Linked DNA regions of Homo sapiens: region 2 is linked to region 1. Evidence: chromatin contacts called from ENCODE Hi-C or POLR2A ChIA-PET data. All regions are on one chromosome and are shown on one strand. The core of a region is the stretch at or near the end of the contact, and the rest is flanking DNA. Distances in the headings are between cores, read along the strand shown. Region 1 holds the start of SEM1 (SEM1 26S proteasome subunit). Region 2 overlaps SLC25A13 (solute carrier family 25 member 13).

The links. A loop is a pair of places that touch in the nucleus more often than their neighbours do. ChIA-PET counts read pairs that join two places held with the same protein, here RNA polymerase II (POLR2A). Pooled maps may share reads with other maps.
Region 2: a map of Caco-2 shows a loop between it and region 1 (9-fold over the local background). The contact joins the enhancer-like site here to the promoter of SEM1 in region 1. A Hi-C loop is called at or near these places in 4 of 168 maps with a recorded cell type or tissue (Caco-2, heart left ventricle, left ventricle myocardium inferior and 1 more) and 2 of 50 pooled maps. POLR2A ChIA-PET finds 5 or more read pairs at or near these places in 1 of 52 experiments (IMR-90).

What each region holds. Positions count from the first base shown.
Region 1 is chr7:96,708,539-96,714,225 of GRCh38, reverse strand. It overlaps SEM1 (SEM1 26S proteasome subunit), which reads left to right and starts at 4,380. Exons shown (of 3, transcript NM_006304.2): 1 at 4,380-4,538. The coding sequence starts at 4,463. RefSeq lists enhancers at 4,106-4,195, 4,366-4,565.
Region 2 is chr7:96,301,172-96,306,491 of GRCh38, reverse strand. The region is part of intron 1 of SLC25A13 (solute carrier family 25 member 13); the gene reads left to right. Among named protein-coding and RNA genes, the nearest start is that of SLC25A13, 18 kb to the left of the region's middle. Within about 2 kb of position 2,596, at least 8 of the 41 ENCODE cell types and tissues checked have a DNase peak (open chromatin) inside an H3K27ac peak, as active enhancers do.

The sequences.
Region 1 (5,687 bases), core at 3,131-5,630:
TAATAAAGACATACCTGATACTGAATAATTTATAAAGGAAAGAGATTTAATTGACTCACAGTTCCACATAGCTGGGGAGGCCTCACAATAATGGCTGAAGGCAAATAAGGAGGAAAGTCATGTCTTATCTATTGCAGCAGACAAGAGAGCAGGTGCAGGGGAACTCCCCTTCATAAAACTATCAGATCTTGTGAGACACAGTCACTATCACAAGAACAGCATAGGAAAGACCCACATCCATGATTTAATTACCTCCCACTGGGTCCCTCCCACAATATGTGGGAATTATAGGAGCTACAATTCAAGATGTGGTAGGGACACAGTCAAACCGTATCATTCTGCCCCTGGCCCTTCCCAAATCTCATGTCCTCCCATTTTAAAACAAATCATGCCTCCCAACAGTCCCCCAAAGTCTTAACTCATTTCAGCATTAACTCAAAAGTCGACAGTCCAAAGTCTCATCTGAGAAAAGGCAAGTCCCTTCTGCCTATGAGCCTGTAAAATCAAAAGCAAGTTAATTACTTCCTAGCTACAATGGAGGTACAGGCATTGGGTAAATATACTCATTCTAAATGGGAGAAATTGGCCAAAATGAAGCAGCTACAGGCCCCATGCAAGTCCAAAATCCTGCGAGGCAGTCAAATCTTAATGCTCCAAAATGATCTCCTTTGACTCCTTGTCTCACATCCAGTTCACACTGATGCAAGAGGTGAGTTCCAGTGGTCTTGGGCAGCTCTGCCTCTGTAGCTTTGCAGGGTACAGCCTCTCTCCTGGCTGCTTTCAAAAGGTGGTGTTGAGTGTCTGTAGCTTTTCCACGCATACGATGCAAGCTGTTGGTCAATCTACCATTCTGAGGTCTGGAGGAAGGTGGCTGTCTTCTCAGCTCCACAAGGCAGTGCCCCAGTGGGAACTCTGTGTGGGGGTTCTAACCCCACATTTCCCTTCTGCACTACCCAGCAGATGTTCTCCATGAGGGCTACACTTCTGTAGTGAACTTCTGCCTGGATATCCAGGCATTTTCATACTTCCTCTGAAATCTAGGTGGAGGTTCCCAAACCTCAATTCTTGACTTCTGTGCATCTGCAGGCCCAATACCGTGTGGAAGCTGCCAAGGCTTGGGGCTTGCACCCTCTGAAGCCATGGCCTGAACTGTACCTTGGTTACACAGGGCACCAAGTCCTGAGGCTGCATACAGCAGGGGGGCTCTGGGCCCAGACCATGAAACCACTTTTCCCTCCTAGGCCTCTGGGTCTGTGATGGGTGTGGCTGCCATGAAGGTCTCTGTCATGTCCTGGAGAGATTTTCCCATGTCTTGGCAATTAACACTTTGCTCCTTTTTACTTATGCAAATTTCTGCAGCCAGCTTGAATATCTCCCCAGAAAATGGGTTTTTCTTTTCTACTGCATCATCAGGCTGCAAATGTTCCATACTTTTATGCTTTGTCACCTCTTGAATGCTTTGCTGCTTAGAAATTTCTTCTGCCAGATAAGCCTAAATCACCTCTCTCAAGTTTAAAGTGCCACAGTTCTCTAAGGCAGGCATAAAATATGACCAGTCTCTCTGCATAGCAAGAGTGAACTTTACTCCAGTTTCCAACAAGTTCCGCATCTCCATCAGAGACCACCTCAGCCTGGACTTTATTTTATAGTCCATTTCACTATCAGCATTTTGGTCAAAGCCACTCAACAAGTCTCTAGGAAGTTCTGAACTTTCACATCTTCCTGTCTTCTGAGCCCTCCAAATCTCTAAGAAGTTCCAAACTTTCCCATATTTTTCTATCTTCTTCTGAGCCCTCCAAACTGTTCCAACCTCTGCCTGTTACCCAGTTCTAAAGTCGCTTCCATATTTTCAGGTATCTTTATGGCAGGGCCCTACTACCCTGTACCAACTGACTGTATTAGTTTGTTCTCACGCTGCTAATAAAGACATACCTGGGACTAGGTAATTTATAAAGGAAGGAGGTTTAATTGACTCACAGTTCCACATGGCCAGGGAGGCCTCACAATCATGGCTGAAGGTGAATGAGGAGCAAAGTCATGTCATACTTGGTGGCAGACAAGAGAGCTTGTATAGGGAAACTCTCCTTTATAAAACCATCAGATCTTGTGAGACTTATTCACTATCAGGAGAACAGCATGGGAAAGACCCGCCCCATTATTCAATTACCTCCCACTGAGTCCCTCCCACAACATGTGGGAATTATGGGAGCTACAGTTCAAGATGGGATTTGGGTGAGGACAGAAGCAAACCATATAAATAGGGCTGTTGAGAGGAGGATTAAATAAGAAAATACACAAAATGGGTTTAGCCCAGTGCCCGATACAAAGTAAACACTAAATATACATTATTAGAGGGACTGACTTCCTCAAAAAGTATTAAAAAGATATCATCAAGGAAACAAAACACACACTTAGAGACTTTAAGCGTTGACAAGGAGAATATGAAATATTTAAAAATATAAGTTCCTTAGTTAATAATAGCTAACATGTATTGATCACTTATTATGTGCCAGGCATTGAACTATGCACATTATATACATAATCTCCTTTAATCTTAACTGTGACTGCGAATAACCAAAATGTATTACAGAGAAATTAAGTAATTTGTCTAAACTCCCCTTTAGAAGGAACTGAGCCTAGATTTATAATACAAACTGGTCTGCAAATATGTATTCTTAATATCATTTTCCAAAATTATTCCCCGTGCCACGACCCTTGAAATGCAAAGTTGCTCATTGTGCCATGTGCCATGACATTTATGGCCGTACCACCCTGAACATGCCCCATCTCATCTGAAATAAGAAGTTATTTAAGTTTCAGCATTCTGGATTTCACAAACCAGTACAATGGAAGAAAGGGCAGGGGTGGTGGAACTTGACGTAAGATTGTTGATTTTTAAATCAACAATCTCTCTTTAAATTGAATATAGTTTTAGGGGGAAAAAATCACCATATTGCTGTTGATTTTTTTCTTTTGCTAAGGATTGATACAAACTTCATCATATATCAAATGAAATAAATAATAGGTCCAGGAACTAAAATTTGGGTTTTCTGATTCCTTGGCAAAATCTTTTTTTTTTTACCTTCTTTAAAAAATTATTTTAATTGACAAATAAAAATTGCCTATATTTGGGAGCACATGTTTTAAAATACAAATACATTGTATAATGACTAAATCACACTAAATAAGATATGCATTACCTGACATAATTTTTTTGGTAGTGAGATACCATTATTTTCAGTAATCTATATAAATCAAATAGTATAAGAGATACATTTTTTAAAAATTTCATCTAATTGTAGTTCTTGGCCAAGTTTGTTCTACATTTAGTTATTCAATTTTCTGTATTCCCAAACACTCTGTTCATTTCTCACTAATATTAAGATGCAGATTCAAGTGGATTACTGTGTTTCATTGTGATTTATCTGTTTACATGTCTCTGAGCAGCATATAAGCTCCTTGAAGAAAGGGACCTTGTCTATACATGTTTGATGCACAGCTCCTGGTAAGCGGTATGACCTTACATTGTTGAATAAAGGAATGGCATTTATAGATATAATCTGGAACATGTATCAACATTTACAATAATACTCAATTTGTGTACGTATATTCCATAATATTCATCCATATACATCCATATATTATATATAGAGTTCCATGAAGTTCACTACTGTATTCAAAATGATATTCAAATGCTATTCAAACAATTCTAAATGATATATTTTGAACACCATAAAATGTTACACAAATCCATAAATAGCATTACTGTATAATAACCTGTAAACCAGAGTTACTACACACACATACACACCACACAAATTCTATTTAAAAAGCTATTTTACCACAAAGTAATTCTAAGACCTTATAAACACTGCCTAATGGAAAAGTCTGGAGATTGGAGCCAGGCAAAAAAATCTGCATTTCGGTTGTCTAGAACTACCTGAGTGACTTCGGCTGCTTCCTACCGAACCTGAATTTTCTGTGATGTGGAGACATTTAATACCACCTTTAGGGAACTGGCTTAAGGACTGGAGGTAATAACGTATGTGAAGGGCTGATGAATGTTTGCAGTCACACTGTAGTCTCTCTAGAGTTCCTTCCTCGGTTGCAAACTAAGGGTTTTTTTGTTTGTTTGTTTTACACATTATGAGTCTCTTATAGTCAGGAAAACTACACGGATCTCAACTTTGGCAATACAGAGAGTCCGAATAACAAGGTAGAGACCAAAAAAAAAAAAAAAAAAAAATCACCTCTACAACTCGGAAAAAGCGCTAACCCCGCAGGAAGCGCTGGGCCGACCTCCAGTATCCCAGCATTCCTCGCGCTGCTCCCGTATTCTTTCCCCAAGTCTCTATGGTAGCGTCAGCGTCGGAGGCGGTAGTGACGGTGGCGTTTCCTTGAGGAAGAGTGAGGGTTCCAACTTTTCTGCTTATCTGGGAGGTGTTGGGCGCGGACAGTCGAGATGTCAGAGAAAAAGCAGCCGGTAGACTTAGGTCTGTTAGAGGAAGACGACGAGTTTGAAGAGTTCCCTGCCGAAGGTAACCGCTGGGCCCCGGTTTCTGTGTCGCGCGAACGGTGACTCAGGCCTCCGTGTGGAGGTAGCTTGGGTGCTCGGGCCCAGCTGGGGGCACCGGCGGGAAGTTTGGACTCCCAGGGCCGGCACTCGAGGCGCTAACGCTCACCCCTCAGTGGCGCCCCAGATTCGGGTTTGGGGTGTTGCGCTGGGACTCACTGGTGAGGCCCAATGGCTTCGGCTTCCTCACTGGGAGGAGCCACCGTGAGTCTGGACCCATAGCCCCGCGTCTGTGATGGTTGGTCCATTTACTGTTCACCTGGGTTACTCACCACTTAAACTTAGTTCAAGTCTACATAACCTCCTTTTCTTTTTGTTTTAGCAGTCTTTCTTTGTCTTTAAACCTTTCCAGAATTGAATTGTCAGTAGTTACGCCAATGCTGCTTAACTTTTAGGATGTTACAAATGAAGCCTCATTAAGTAGGATAGGAGGGTAAGATACGGGGTGCTTAATACACATTATTGCCTCATTCCTGTTCCTCACCATTTTGATCACTTAACTGTGACCTAACTTAATGCTTTATAAGACCCTAAAACTTGCCGGGTGTGGTGGCTCACGCCTGTAATCGCAGCAGTTTGGGAGGAAGAGGCAGGAGGATCACATAAGGTCAGGAGTTCAAGACCAGCCTGGGCAACATAGCGAGACCCTGTCCCTACAAAAATAAAATATTTTTTTAAAAGAACCTAAACCTTACACATTTTTTTTTTTAGCTTCAAAACTAAAGACCTGGTTTTTTCATTGTAGATAATAGCAAATTGCTAACATTTATTGAGTGGCTGTTGTTTTCAGGAACTTGTCTAAGTGCTTTACTTGTAATAGCATATTCCACTTTCATAAATATAAGAAGTAGGCCTCAGTATTGCCATTCTTCAGATAAACTGAAGCTCGGAATGGTTAAGAAACCTTCTGATGTCTCATAACTAGTTAGAAATAATAGAACTGGAACTGGGAAACCTGGCCTGATTGACACCAAAGCTCTTAACTTCAGCTGTACTGCTTCTGTTTGTGAGATTGCTGTTGCCAGTTAGGTTTTCAAAATAGGCTGCTTTATTGGCTGATGGTTGATGAGTAGGATTTGTAAATATTTACCTTATAAGAAAAGGAGATTACTTT
Region 2 (5,320 bases), core at 1,347-3,846, 410 kb after region 1:
TGCAGTTGCCCAAGAGGTCAGAAGTCTGGCCACACAGGCCCAAGGCTCTCTATTCTTACACCAGTAAGAAGGTTGGGAGAAGGGAGGAGAACCGGGAACAGCAAGGAGGGCCAGAAGCACTGGGCTGTCATAACCACAGGTGTATCTGAAATGGGAAGCTCCCTGCCCTTGCCCTGAAGGTCAGACTGGGGGATGCTCAGAAATCAGACTCTTGTGTCCTAATTTTCTTTTGATCTCTGGATTCTCTTGCCTGCTCAATACTGTGCTTTCTTTTCCTCTGAAGGACAGTGTCACATAATGGCTGAAATCATAGATTTGCAATCAAATTAGGGCTCTGCCACTTGCTAACTGTGTGACTTGGGGAAGTTACTCAACCTCTCTGTGCCTCAGTTTCCTCATCTGTAAAATGGACATAACGGTGTCTACTCCTCAGGGCTGTTGAGAGTGTCAGTAAGCTAATGTTTGCAAAGCATTAGAGTCATGTCAAAAGCTGTGGGCTGTGGAATAGGGCCCAGGAGGGCTCACTCAAGTGAGATGGTGTGTCGTCTTTGAGATGAGCCTCCAGCTGTGCAGAGAGCCCCTTTCCTTTTCCTTTTTGCTTCCTTCTGGTTCTTGACGTGCTTCAGTTAGATGAGGTTGATAGCAGGAATTTGGACAGGTAAGGCATATTTAATGGAAGCAACTTCTTTATTGTCCTTTCATTTTTGGCTTCCTCTTCCTCTGTATTTATTAAATTAGCTTTTCTCTCTCAGAAGTGTTTAACTTTTTATGGCATTATCTGGGCTTCAGCAACTTGTGATCTCCTAAGTAGAGCTTTTCAGCACTTTATAAATACGTCATATACTTTTTATATTCCTTTGTTCCCCATCAGGAACATAGCCCCAGTCTTCAGAATAGCACAATCAGTTTTTATTCATTTAAGGAGCAGTAGTAATTTGACACTTGCTAATATGTAACAAATTATATTGGGCGTGGTAATTACAATTGCAGCTGGTTCCTAATTATACTGTAACCTTGATGCTTACAAAAATTGAGACTGAATTCAGCATAAAATACTGGAGAATAATATTCTGCACTAGGCATTTCTGCCTTCTACTGAGCCATGGGCATTTATGAATCATAATGCCAAATTAAAAAGAATTTATTTTAAATTGGTTACAATTACAATGTTGTCCAGTGTCTCCATTCTTAAAGGTAGCTTTAAAGTCCCCCTTTTTGCTTGCTAAACTCTGGGAATATCCTTCAGGTATTATAATTAGTGTCTAAATAACCTGAGCTCAGGGGTCATTTCTGGCTGTGTGATCTACTGGTATTCATTTAAGACTCTTTAGTACCTCAGCTTCTTTATTTGAAAAGTGGGGATATTACTCACTCTTCCCCTTAAAGAGTTTTAATGATACAGTATATAAATGAAATAAGATAAAAAGCCATTAGCATAATGCCTGGCATAGAGTTAAGGACCCAGTAAAAGTTAGCTGGTCATTGTTATCGTTATAATTAATAATAAGTGATCCGGCTCCAAAGACTGCCTCTGTGACCCTCAACTTTAGCAGAATTAGTGTATTAATTCTCCTGCCACTCTGCCTTATGATAGCATGTATCATCATACATTTTGTACCAACCACTTGTCGATAAGTCAGCTTTCCCTGCTTGGGGCAGGGTTTCTGATTTATTGGGTGTTTTCTCCTCGGTGCCTGGCGCTGGGCCTAGTACACTGCAGCTTTCCCATAGGTGATTGTGTTGCATGGATGAGCAAGTAGAGCATCACCATCTAAGGAGTGGTTGTTAGCTGGGGGGTGGGGTAGTTTGGCCCCCAAGAGGATTTCTTTTAGCAACCTCTGGAGACAGTTTCTTGGTTGTTGCAGCTTGTTGGGGAAGGGGTTGCTACTCCCATCTAGCAGGTAGAGGTCAGCTTAATAACAATAATAGTAAAATCCAGAACTAGTATGTTTCAGGCTCTTTTGGCATAACAGAACCCAGCTAAAACACCACCATTCATTCTTAACTGTTATACTCTGCCTCTTAATATCAGAATTTTAATGATGATGGCTTTCTAGTTTATGTTCTACAACAGAGCAGAGTGAAATCTAACATACATCACAACCTACTGAATCCTTCTGATAAACATCTCTAGTGCCTCTGAAATGACTCGCTGATGTAATTACCCAGTGGGTTAACATTTGTGGTGTCTGATACTTTATAAGTCAACTGTTGAGTGAAATGAAGTTTTGCCAGCTGATTACATAGAAATGTTGTGGTTTGAAGAATGCTTAACAGGGCATCTTGTCTTTGTACTAATTTATATTTCAGTAACTTTTCCCATAATGACTGCTCTTCATTTATTAGGTCGTAGGGAAACTGTAGGATGAAGGATGAGTGACTCAGTGGTTTCAATAAAAAATTATTTTCTTAAGTTTGAGATACCTTTTTCTTCTTCTCAAGTTAATGGTAACTGTGGTTTTAGGGAATTCCAAACTTTCTTTTGCAATTACTGATTGTATCAGTCAGGGCTCACTCGCAGAGAACAGAATCTACTCTAGCTGGTTTAAGCAGAGAGAGATTTATTACAGGATATTAAATGGCTTACACAATTTGTTGGGAAGGTAAAGAAACAGACTTGAGGTTGAGCTCTAAAGAATGACGTCTAGAGTCTCAAGCAGAGCAGGCCACCAAGACAGCAGTGACCTCCTGTGCAGTCACAATGCTGCCTGCCAAGTGGAGAGTGTTTCAGGACCATGTGGCCACTGACATGGGAGGGCAGGAGGTTGCCACAGGAAAACTAGACACTTCCAGCAATGGTGCGTGCTTGGCAGAAACAGCAGAAGGTGCCCCCCAACTCCCAAACATTTGCCAAATCTCACTCAATTTCATCTAATTGATGGCACATAGGCCGCATAGCAGCAAGGGAGTCTGGGAATTGTAGTTTCAGCCTTCTAGTGTCTTTAGTATAGGAAGATAAAGAAGGAGGGTGGGCCCCTGCTTCTAAGTGGTTAGGTTACACCCAAGAATACTTTTCTTTGGGATTCAGGGCCATCTACTGCACTATTTCCTCAGGTTCAAAAGACTATGCAGGACTGTTTCTCCTTCTCTCTCCGTTTCCTGCTTGTCACTGCATGCTTATTTACACCCACCCACCCACACACACACCCAGAAGCTTGCTTTTGATGAGCTACCTCTTTGAGTTTGTAGTTCTTATCTAAGGCAAATATTTACTTTATGATAGTAGAATTTTCAGTGTAAGTCTGTGCTTGTCTTGGCTTTCAGATGTTTCAGGTTTGGGAGGGTGACTGGGGAAGTATTGCTGAGGAAGGGCTGTGCTGTACAGTTGGTGACGTAGCAGCTGAGGTTGGGCCTCGGGTCCTAACGCAGTTGTTCTCAGTCCACCCACACATGGTAATTTCTTGAGGGAGCTCTAAAGATATCCATTCTAGAAATTTTCATTTGATTGACCTTTGGTATGGTTTGGGTTTTGTAAAACCTAAAAGCACCTCAGGGGACTTGAATATGCAGCGAGGACTGAGAACCTACATCTTATAATCCGTACATTAAAATTGGACATTATCTAAAGCTGTGGTTCTTAAACTTTAACTGCATCAGGGTCACCTGGAGGGCTTGTTAAATCATAGGGGATTGCTGGGCCTCACCCAGTTTCTGATTCTTTGGGTCTGGGATGGGTGTGATAATTTGTATTTTTAAAAGTTCCCAGGTGATGCTGATGGTCTCCACACTTTGAGAACCATTGGTCTGAAGAGAGTTGCCTATTTTCATTGTAAATGTCAGATTTTTACTGACCTGAAAGACTTTATTCTATATTCAGCACTTCCAGAGAATCTACTTTGTTTCCTGATCTTTGCCAGAGTTGGGGTTGATCTGAGGAGTAAGGTGCCCTCACAGAGATGGTGGTCTCACATCTCTACAGCCTCCCAGTGAAAGAGGAGAGCTTTGCTTTTCTTTGCATTTTATTTTTCAAATTAGCATTTCTTATTTTCGTGTAGGTTTTCTTATATTCTTCCCCACCATCCTCTCTTAGATCTGACAACTATTTTGAATACACCATTCTATACCACTGTGATTTGTTAAAGTAATGAGCCTGCAACTGTGGCTTGATTCCCTTGTAAGAAAGTCTGTTTAAAAAATATTCCTACAGGTAGGAATTTTCTGGTGACCCCCTACCTATGGCTGCTCTAACTCATATTAGGAGAGTGAATTCATTTGTCCTGAAAGATGACTTTTGTATTCTTCTTGCCATGTTCTCCCCTACCCCCTGCCTTTTTAAAAACACCAGTTCTTGAAATTGTGTTATTGTTTTTCTTTTTATTTCTAGGATGTACCTACCTAGTATGTGTTTTGCAAACGCTATTGATGACTTACACAATTATAACCAGTGTTTATCTTGTCAAAAAGTTTTACATATTCAGTGATTCTCAAATTTTGCTCCTGTGGAGCATAGACTCATTGAATCGACCTGAAATTTCCATACTAAATTTAAATAATGATAGACTTTTCCCAGTTTATGGAAGAAACTATGCATAGAGTTTTTCTGTTCCAACATTGCCACTTTCTGGGCCAGGCATGGTGGCTCATGCTTGTAAACCCAGCACTTTGGGAGGCCAAGATGGAAGGATCACTTGAGGCCAGGAGTTTGAGACTAGCTTGAGCAACATAGTGAGACTGTCTCTACAAAAAAATTAAAAAATTAGTGGGGCCTGGTGACACATGCATTTAGCCTCAGCTACTCAGGAGGCTGAGGTGGGAGGATTGCTTGAGCCCAGGAGTGTGAGGCTGCAGTAAGCCATGATCGCACCACTGCACTCCAGCCTGAGTGACACAATGAGACCCCCAACTAAAAAAAAAAAAAACAAAACACCAAAACCCTCTCTTTTTCCCTTAAATTTGGAATCAGAGTAAAATGTTATCAAATTTCAACAAAATTCTTTATCTTGTTAGCAAATAATATTTCATAGTAATCTGTAAAGGACCCCTTTCTTCTTAGTGAATTACTCTGTATGTTTGAAAACCAGTTACTTGATTTAAAATTCTTGATATAAAATTTTTGTTTTAATGTTGGAATCCATTCTTACAAATGCAAATTCAGAAGAAGAATCATAAAGAAAATCAGGCAGTTATAACAATAGTAGCTGTAAATATTTGCATGCTATTAATATATGAGAAAAAAATGTAACAGTGAAAGTAAGCCTTCTGGAAACAATCTAAAGTTTGATGACTCTTCTAAACCCCAAGAATGAACGAAGTCTAATAATTCCAGGCTTCTAAAGCCCAAGAATGAACTAAGTCTAATAATCCCAAGCTTATGTGATGC